Regions from separate parts of the Homo sapiens genome. Here all the other regions are linked to region 4. The links are chromatin loops, found by intact Hi-C in ENCODE. Cell type or tissue: PC-3. All regions are shown on one strand.

What was found. A loop is a pair of places that touch in the nucleus more often than their neighbours do. Peaks named below come from ENCODE experiments on the same cell type or tissue, not always from the same donor. Only the 100,000 strongest peaks of a DNase experiment are listed, where the experiment ranks them.
Region 1: it touches region 4 in a loop (8-fold over the local background); 54 of 110 quality-filtered maps call a loop at or near these places.
Region 2: a loop joins it to region 4, with 9 times the contacts of the local background. A loop is called at or near these places in 29 of 110 quality-filtered maps.
Region 3: a loop joins it to region 4, with 4 times the contacts of the local background. A loop is called at or near these places in 3 of 110 quality-filtered maps.

What each region holds. Positions count from the first base shown.
Region 1 is chr11:33,741,210-33,743,709 of GRCh38, forward strand. It overlaps FBXO3 (F-box protein 3), which reads right to left. Exons shown (of 11, transcript NM_012175.4): 11 at 1-875. The coding sequence ends at 699. Among named protein-coding and RNA genes, the nearest start is that of CD59, 6.0 kb to the left of the region's middle. In PC-3, a CTCF peak has its summit at 1,461 (motif pointing left); no DNase peak of the experiment used is centred here; H3K27ac peaks cover 995 bases.
Region 2 is chr11:33,370,248-33,372,747 of GRCh38, forward strand. No RefSeq gene overlaps it. Among named protein-coding and RNA genes, the nearest start is that of KIAA1549L, 4.6 kb to the right of the region's middle. In PC-3, a CTCF peak has its summit at 1,096; DNase peaks (open chromatin) are centred at 1,394 and 2,454; H3K4me3 peaks cover 3 bases; H3K27ac peaks cover 1,539 bases.
Region 3 is chr11:33,630,137-33,632,636 of GRCh38, forward strand. All of the region lies in intron 16 of KIAA1549L (KIAA1549 like), which reads left to right. Among named protein-coding and RNA genes, the nearest start is that of C11orf91, 69 kb to the right of the region's middle. In PC-3, a CTCF peak has its summit at 1,490 (motif pointing left); no DNase peak of the experiment used is centred here; H3K27ac peaks cover 453 bases.
Region 4 is chr11:33,541,904-33,544,403 of GRCh38, forward strand. KIAA1549L (KIAA1549 like) reads left to right here. Exons shown (of 21, transcript NM_012194.3): 2 at 1-2,433. Among named protein-coding and RNA genes, the nearest start is that of C11orf91, 160 kb to the right of the region's middle. In PC-3, CTCF peaks have their summits at 1,230 (motif pointing right) and 1,429; no DNase peak of the experiment used is centred here.

The DNA.
Region 1 (2,500 bases), 200 kb after region 4:
CATTTCAAAAATGCATCTGTGAATAATATGATAAAGCGCATAGTGTTGAAGACTTTAAATTAAATCCAAGGTCATCATGTTGAAGACCTGAAATTAAATTCAAGGTTGTAGTGATGAAAAATTTAAAGTCAAGGTCTTAGCGATAAAGACTTTAAATTCAAAGACAGATTGTCTAAGGACAAACCACTAGCGTTCAAGTTGTTTAGTCAATTAGTTCTCTGTGAGTACAAAATATTAGGAATCACTAAATGGATTAGCCTAATTACAAATTTTGATCATTTCTAAATAACTCACAACTGCAAGAAGTCTTTTCACAGAATGAGTCACATAGTTTCTCTCTATCCTTGTGCAGGTATTTTAAATCCTTATTCAAAACAGTTCCCTCTCCATTTCTAGATTTTTGTAAGTATAAAATATTTTAAAACAAAGGTATGTCCATTCCTTAGCTAGAGAACTATTCTTCCACTGACTCCTGGAAGAGAAAAAAAAGATTCCCATTTCTTCCTCTACCTCAAAAACACAAAGCAAACCCAAACAATCCAATTCCTAATGTAGTGTCACATAGAACCCAGGGCCTGAAACAATATTTCATGCTAGTTTTCCTGCTATATGCAGAGAACAATTTAGTTATTTACATTATTGAGAAATCTATTTAACAGCCTAGAATCATCCTAGTGCTTCCATCAGCAGAAGGCTTGCTAAAAAAGGCGTGAGCAGCGGCGTCTGCGAATGGGAACATCAAAGACTCTCCTCCGTCTCTCCTCTTCATCATCTTCATCTGATTCATCCATATCTGCTGAATCATCATCCTCGTCTTCCTCCTCTTCCTCCTCCTCCTCTTCTTCCATCTCTTCATATTCATCAGGACCCATTTCCTTGAAAGAGAAAACAATCTTTTGATAAGAAGAGCATCTATCAGTTTTTTAGTTATTTCATGTAAATTCTCATTTATCTAGAATTCAAACAACCAGACACGCCAAATATGAATTTCCATAGACTTGAACAGTGGATTCTCACAACACACATGCTGATGCAAGATTCTGGAGTGGATTCTATATCTTGTGTTAAATAATGCTCAGTGTGATTTTTTTGTTGTTGTTTAATGGAAGATCTTCTTTTTAAAAAAATTATTATTTTTTCTTAGAGACGAGTTCTTGCTGTGTTGCCTAGGCTAGCCTCAAACTCCTGGGCTCAAGCAGTTCTCCCACCTCATCCTCCCGAGTAGCTGGGACTACAGGTGCATGCGACCCAGCCCAGCTCAGTATGGTTTTAATGGTAAATATTTCACTAAGCCAGTACTTATTTTTTACACAGTAGTTGGTAATTCACAGAAGGTAGCAAACAGACCACTTGTAACAATCCAAGATACAGTTTTACTGAGCTTATATTCATATACTGAATAATAATTATTAAGCTATATACTTACAGAAAAGAGGATATGAAAATATTAATCAAGTATGACCTCTACTGGTAACTTTTATGCACTGTCAACAAGAGATCTAAGATTTTTATTGAGCTCCTACCATAAAGACACATCATTTCAATTCAACCATCAGTAGCCTCTACTTTTTAAAAAAATATTTTTATTTTTTTAGTGGCTTGAAACAGCAACAGTCATTATTATCTCTCATGGTTCATGTGGGTTGGTGTTTGGGAAGTATTCAGTGGGGTGGTTCTGGGTTGGGGTGTCCCGTGATGTTGCAGTCCGATGGTAGCTGGAACTGCAGTCATCTCACGAGCTTCTTCATTCACATGTCTGGTACCCGCGCAGGATGATCCAAATATCTGGAGTCTGAAACAGCTGGGGCTCCTGGGTGCCTCCCTCTATCTCTGTGTGATGTCTCTACATGGTCTCTTCTGCATGACGGCTTCATGGTAGCTGGACTTCTTACATGGTGGCTCAGGGTGTCAAAGACACATGTCCCAGGAGAGAAAGACAGAACCCTAGGCTGAAGGAATATTACCTTTTTCTAACTCAGAAATCACAGTGTCACTTTGCCGATTCGTTATAAGTATATATCTAAGATCAACCCACACTGGAAGGAAATGACAGCCTCTATTTTAAAATTACCTTGTTGGAGGCTCTCAGATTAGGACAGTAGTGATGTTGAACATGCATCTGAATATCTCTTGGAAATGTCAATTCTGCCCATGCAATGTCTGTAATCAAGCCATGACTTACTCTGCTGTCAATGTTCTCTCTCACACATTTGAAGACGCAATGGGAGGGGCTGCTACATTGAACAGAATTCTGAACAGCAAGGACCTACTTGGTATTCTGGAAAGTATGGGGCAACTTGGGGCGTGATGTCAGCCAGAGTCCTTCCACCAAGGCTTTTATGGTGTTACGTGATCCACCACCCCATTAACACTCTGATCTAATCTCCAGCCCCTCTCCCTGTTGTTCACTGCACTCCAGCTACACTGGCCTCCTTGGGTCAAGCACACCAAGCACATTACTGTTTCGGAACCTCCACACGTGCTGCTCCTTTGCTTCGAC
Region 2 (2,500 bases), 170 kb before region 4:
GTTTCTGAAAGGGATAGTGTGGTAGCGTTTTAAAGTTTTCTCAAGGTTACTAGTTATTAGGTGATGGAGTTAGGACTTCAACTCAGGTTGTAAATCATTGAGATTTTCAATGACCAATCCTGGTTTCCACCCCACAGAGCCCAAGAAATAGTCTCAACACAGTGAGACAAGAAATTGAGGGCAAAGAGAGACAGTAAAAATGAGCTAGCCCCATACTGTCAAATGCTAGACCAGATCTCTGCTCTGCTATTGGATGAATCCCAAAAGCAACAGAAGTATTAGTGAGAGACAGATTGACCTTTGATCGTTAAAAAACAAACAAAAGACCCTGCCTCCTCCCACTGGAGGATTTATTTATTTATTTATTTGAGACGGAATCTCACTCTGCTGCCCAGGCTGGAGTGCAGTGGCATGATCTCGGCTCACTGCAACCTCTGCCTCCCGGGTTCAAGTGATTCTCCTGCTTCAGCCTCCTGAGTAGCTAGGATTGCAGGTGTGCACCACCATGCCTGGCTAATTTTTCTATTTTTATTAGAGATGGGGTTTCACCATGTTGGCCAGGGTGGTCTCAAACTCCTGACCTCAAATGATCCACCCGCCCAGGCCTCCCAAAGTGCTGGGATTACAGGCGTGAGCCACTGAGCCTGGCCCCCCTGGAGGATTTAGAGGATAATTAGCCAGAACCTGGAGGAGCTGAAATGTCATCAATGGATGTCAAGTTGAAGTCAACAAACACTGAGTAGCTAGGCTGCTGTGGGGGACACCCTGAGGACTGAGATCAGTCTCACTCACCCTGGAGTCTAGGGGCTGGTCCTAGTGGGTGCTGTTACCGTCTTGCTGGGCCCGATGTGCTGGGCCTTGGGGTGGGCCTGGGAAACTGTTTTTAGAAAAACAGGTTGAGATATAAGGGGGAGGGGAAAGCTAGTTGACCTGCGTTTCTGCAACAGCCTTCTTACAGTCGGCCTCCTCCTTATCTCACCCCTGTTGTACCCGTTCTACAAGGTGGCCAGAGTGATTTTCCTGGAACACACATTCACCACTCCTCTGCTTTAAAATTTGTCCCTAAGCTCCCTACTGCCCTCTGTCATTGTTAATTCAGCTGCATCTCTTTGCCCTTGCGGGCAGTTGCTGTCTGCGGGGAACCCATATGATAAGCATTTGTCTCAGGGCCAGGACAGTGCCAGGCAGGAAGGGCCCAGTAAACGACCCATCGTTGTTATATCCAGTGTTTTCTCAAGGGCACGGAAGCAAAGAAAACCATATTTAAATTTTTGTTTTGAATTTCTTCTGTCTCAATGTCTGCAATATACACCATGGCACCAGTCCCTTGCTTGCCTCCCTAACCTCCTCTCTCAGCAGTTTCCTCTGCAGAAGCCCACAGCATCCTTTCCCGCCCCCCTGACAGCATATACTGAACTGTGGCATAATTGAGTGTTTACTCATCTCCCTCACTTACTCTTTTTTTTTTTTTGAGATGGTGTCTCACTCTGTCGCCCAGGCTGGAGTACAGTGGTGCTATCTTGGCTGACTGCAAACTCTGCCTCCCAGGTTCAAGCGATTCTCCTGCCTCAGCCTCCTTAGTTGCTGGGATACAGGCGCCCACCATCATGCCTGGCTAATTTTTGTATTTTTAGTAGAGATGGGGTTTCACCATGTTGGCCAGGCTGGTCTCGAACTCCTGACCTCATGTGATCCACCCGACTCAGCCTCCCAAAATGCTGGGATTACAGGCGTGAGCTACCGCGCCCAGCCTCCCCCACTTATTCCTAAGTATGGAGTTCAGTGAGGGTGGGGACAAGGCCTTGCTTGCTGTGGGAATCCTAGAGTCTAGAACGGTCCTGGGTGCACAAAAGGAGTTCAGTGTAGACTTGGGCTTTGCTCCAGCAAGGAGTGTCAGCAACAGAGTTCTTGACTAGAGGAGAAATAGCTGCCTATTTTAAAAAGAATGAAAGCAGAGGCCTAGAGATTTCCCCTCTATGAATGGCAGAAATTTCTGTTGTGGGCCTGAAACAATTGCCCAAAGATTGTTCTTTCTTCCCAGCCTAACAAAATGCTTTGCACAAAACACACTGACTTTTGAAAGCTATGTAGCAATAAATTTACACACTGAGAAAGCCCCAAAGCCCTAGAAATAGACTAAAATTAATGAAAGAGTTTATGGTTTAAGAGGGTTGCAATTGTCATATAATAAGATTGGTTGAGTGTTTACTGTGTGTCAAGTATTCTTCTAAATGCTTGACATGTATCAATTCAATTCTCAAGACAATTCAATGAGGGAGTCACTCTTATCATTTCCAGTTTTATAGGTGAGAGATATAGAGTAATCTCTATATGATGTGCCCAAAGTTAAACAGCTAGTAAACGGTAAGGCCTGAATTTAAATCTGAGTAAAGTTTCAGAGTCTATACAGTCACCCACCAATCAATGACTCATCAGTCAAAGATCTCACCAAGCTTCCTGCTCCAGCAGAGAACCCTTCCGGAGTGGTTCCTCCTGGATA
Region 3 (2,500 bases), 88 kb after region 4:
TCTCAGATCTCCAGCTGCATGCTGGGAGGACCACAGCTCTCTTCAAAGCTGTCAGACCGGGACATTTAAGTCTGCAGAGGTTACTGCTGTCTTTTTGTTTGTCTGTGCCCTGCCCCCAGAGGTGGAGCCTGCAGAGGCAGGCAGGCCTCCTTGAGCTGTGGTGGGCTCCACCCAGTTCGAGCTTCCCGGCTGCTTTGTTTACCTAAGCAAGCCTGGGCAATGGCGGGCGCCCCTCCCCCAGCCTCGCTGCCACCTTGCAGTTTGATCTCAGACTGCTGTGCTAGCAATCAGCGAGACTCCGTGGGCGTAGGCCCCTCCGAGCCAGGTGCGGGATATAATCTCCTGGTGCGCCATTTTTTAAGCCTGTCGGAAAAGCGCAGTATTCGGGTGGGAGTGACCCGATTTTCCAGGTGCCGTTTGTCACCCCTTTCTTTGACTAGGAAAGGGAACTCCCTGACCCTTTGCGCTTCCCGAGTGAGGCAATGCCTCGCCCTGCTTCGGCTCATGCATGGTGCGTGCACCCAGTGACCTGCGCCCACTGTCTGGCACTCCCTAGTGAGATGAACCCGGTACCTCAGATAGAAATGCAGAAATCACCCATCTTCTGCGTCGCTCACGCTGGGAGCTGTAGACCGGAGCTGTTCCTATTTGGCCATCTTGGCTCCTCCCGATTTAAGAGATTTTCAAGGGCTTTTCTCTACATGATTTTTACCTACTCTGCTGGCTGGCATTAGCATTAGCATCTAAGCTTTGTATGAGATTCCACTGTATCAACCCGTGTGAGGCTCTGTGGAGAAGGGAAAGATGTATTAATTTTCGTGCATGGCCAGGTAATTACTAGTGGAGGAGAGAGGTGGAGGCACGTGCAACGTACTGTGGCAATGAACTTGGATGGGAAGAGGAAGTGCTCCTGAGGGTTTGTTCCTTCCTGTCTGTCCCACAGCCACTGCCCAGTACTGTCTCCATTACTCACCACTGCTGAAGCTGCCAGACAGCTGCCAGGGACATCCTTCTAAAACACACACTCTTGTTCAAAATCCTCCAGGAGCTCCCCATAGCTTTGGAGATAAAACTCAGACTCTAAGCTCCCAGCTCAGCACTTTTCTGCTCTGGCTGGCCCAGATGTGCCCTTCTAGCTGACGCGTGTTACTCCTTCAACCACCCCCTTGGCTCCAGCCTGAACACCTTCCCCAAACTTGTCCTGTGGTTTCTCATCTCCGGGTTTTTGCATGCATGCATCACTCCGCCTGGAATCTCCCTTCCCACCTGCTTCATCCAGGCCCAGGCTGCTCAGCCTCCTCGCTGTTAACACTTAGGGCTGTAGAGTTTCTTCATATGGTGCGCTGTCCTGTACGTTACAGGGTTTTTAGCAGCATCCGTGGTCTCTACCTATGCCTGAGGTGCCAGAAGCCCCTCCCAGTTGTGACAACCAAAATACGTCTCCAGGCATTGCAGATGTCCCCTGGTGGTCAAACCTGCTCCTGGCTGAGAACTACTGACCTAAGCAATGCTTTTGGAACTTGGTTTAAACATGACCTTCCCCAGCACCTTTTCCTGGCCCCTATGCCTATGGGCCCCTCCTTTGTGTTCCAGTAGCCCCTGATACCCCAATCAAAGCCTTCACCTCCAACTTCCATTAGTTAGTTCACTTGTGTTATTTCCCCATGCAACTCCTCGAGGACAGGAGTCATGTTTTATTTATCCTTGAAACCACAGCACTCGGAATAGTAACTGGCACACAGTAGATGCGGTGTCTCTATTTGTTGGGCAAATGAACAAACAAGTGTGTCAAACAGAAGAGGTGACTCCTGAGCTGAGACTTGAAAAAATGGGTCACGTTTCTAGCTCTGAGCCAAATACACATTAGATTTGACGGAATATCAAAACCATAGGCTGATGTCCATTGCCATTTGGAGTTCACTGTGAATGGTGGTTATCCACTAAAATCCTTTGGCAAAAGCAACAGAAACTCCAACTTAAACGATCTTAAAACATGAACAGGGTGAATTGTTTACGGTAAATCCAGGCATGGTTTGGTTGGGGCCCCAGTCTGTTCCTCTGCATTATACACAGGTCTGTGTTCCCTTGTGTGTTGGCTGTATCCACAGGTGGACTCTGGTAAGAAATCCCAGGCCTCATATCTACATCCTGTATGGACCAGTGCAAGAGGGAATTCTCTTTTCCCAACCTCAAGACAAGGTTTATGGGTTTTACTCTGACTGAGCCATCATATGCCAAGTGTCCAGCCCTTCATGAATCACTGTAGCAGTGAATGCGGGGAGATTACACTGATTAATTTAACTTGGTCAGGCCCCATCGATGGAGCTGGGGCAGCTTAGTCCCAGCTAGCCCCCCTGGCTGAAACACAGGGAGAGAAGGAGATGGATGCTGAGGCCATCACAGTGCCTGCTACAGTACCTGCTGCTTGAGGAACACTTGTAGTTGGACTTTTTTATTTAGAGAGACAGATCTTGCTCTGTTGCCCAGGCTGGAGTACAGT
Region 4 (2,500 bases):
CTTCCTCAGCAGCAGACAGAATCAAGACCGTGCTGGGACAGTCCTCTGACAACACAAGCTTGCCACAGTCAGCCCGAACCCCTGCGTCCAAGACACACCACAGAACTAGGGCTCACGCGGACTTCTCTTCTTCCCTTTACCAAGGAAGCGGACATAGCGCCTCCCTCGAACCTTCCAAGGATTCTACCGAGTCCCTGGTCCAACCGGGGCCTAAAGGGGGACAAGAAGCAGCCGATGTGTCAGGTTTGCCTCTCACCAGCATGCTCCCCTCGTTGTCCACAGTCCCATCAGGGACATCCTTCAGTGCTGTCCCCCCATCCCAGCCAGTATGGGCAGGGACTTCCTCCATTTCAAAGCATCCCCCAAGGTCAGACATTCCCCCACTCCTCCCTCTACCTCCATCCTCTTCATTGGCTCCTGACTCACCTCATTCCATCATCTCTGAGCCAGCAGAGCAATCCCCCAAAGTGCTGTTAGTTCCCCAAACAGCTCCAGCCGACCCCTCTTTAGGTCAGAACATAGCTAATCCCTTAATCCCATTTTCTGATGAAATGGACCACACTGCATCCCAAAATGCCCAGGATCTCATAGGCATCCCTCATCTAGGTGTTTCTGGATCCTCAACAAAATGGCATTCCGAGCTGTCCCCAACAGAGGGTCCCCATTCAGCAGGTTCATCCACACCTGGGTTTTTGAGCCCCATGGCAGAACTGTCCCATCCGTCTCCCCCTCCCCCAGCACTTGGAAGTCTTCTTCAGCTTCCAGATGGAAGCCCCTCATGGTCAATGTTGGAAGTGGCTTCAGGTCCTGCATCCACCCAGCAGATCAAAGCTGGGGTGCCTGGAAGAGTGCACAATGGGGTGTCTTTGCCAACTTTTAAGAATACAGAAACAGCGACCCATGAGGCTGAGCCTCCACTTTTCCAGACTGCAGAATCAGGGGCCATAGAAATGACCAGCAGAAAGCTAGCCTCTGCCACTGCAAATGACTCTGCTAACCCGCTGCATTTGTCAGCAGCTCCAGAGAATTCCAGAGGGCCCGCCCTTTCGGCAGAACACACCTCTTCTTTGGTGCCTTCTCTGCATATCACCACACTGGGTCAAGAGCAAGCCATCCTTTCTGGGGCGGTTCCCGCATCACCATCAACTGGGACAGCCGACTTTCCCTCCATACTTACTTTCCTCCAGCCCACAGAGAATCATGCCTCCCCATCTCCTGTGCCAGAAATGCCCACTCTTCCAGCAGAGGGCAGTGATGGGTCCCCTCCTGCAACTAGAGACTTGCTCCTCTCAAGCAAAGTTCCTAATCTTCTTTCCACATCTTGGACATTTCCCCGGTGGAAAAAGGACAGTGTGACAGCCATTTTAGGGAAGAATGAAGAGGCAAATGTGACGATTCCTCTCCAGGCCTTTCCAAGGAAAGAGGTTTTGAGTCTTCACACTGTAAATGGATTTGTCTCTGATTTCAGCACCGGTAGTGTCTCATCTCCCATCATTACAGCACCAAGGACGAATCCCCTTCCTTCAGGACCACCTCTACCTTCCATACTCTCCATACAAGCCACCCAGACTGTTTTCCCATCTCTTGGCTTTTCCAGCACCAAGCCAGAGGCTTATGCAGCTGCTGTGGACCATTCTGGGTTGCCAGCTTCAGCTTCCAAACAGGTGAGAGCATCGCCCTCCTCCATGGATGTATATGATTCCTTAACAATAGGAGACATGAAAAAGCCAGCAACCACAGATGTTTTCTGGAGTTCTCTTTCAGCAGAAACTGGATCTCTTTCCACAGAATCAATAATATCTGGCTTGCAGCAGCAAACAAATTATGATTTAAATGGACACACAATTAGCACCACAAGTTGGGAAACTCATTTAGCTCCAACAGCTCCTCCCAATGGTTTAACTTCAGCTGCCGATGCCATAAAATCTCAGGATTTCAAAGATACTGCTGGGCATTCAGTGACTGCAGAAGGGTTTAGTATTCAGGATCTAGTCCTCGGTACAAGCATTGAGCAGCCTGTGCAACAGTCAGACATGACCATGGTTGGAAGCCATATAGACCTCTGGCCCACAAGCAATAACAACCATTCCAGAGACTTCCAAACAGCTGAAGTTGCATATTACTCACCCACAACTCGACATTCCGTGTCTCATCCTCAGCTACAGTTGCCCAACCAGCCAGCACATCCTCTTTTGCTAACCTCACCAGGACCAACTTCTACAGGTAGCTTGCAGGAAATGCTTTCAGATGGAACAGATACAGGTTCTGAAATTTCCAGTGACATCAATTCATCACCTGAGAGAAATGCTTCCACACCATTCCAGAACATCTTGGGATATCACTCTGCTGCTGAATCTTCTATATCGACCAGTGTCTTTCCCAGGACCTCCTCCAGAGTGCTGCGGGCTTCTCAGCACCCCAAGAAATGGACAGGTGCAGCCACTAATGCAGGTAGTTTGTTTCCCGGTACCCCCAAAACAGGCATGACTGCTTTTGTGGT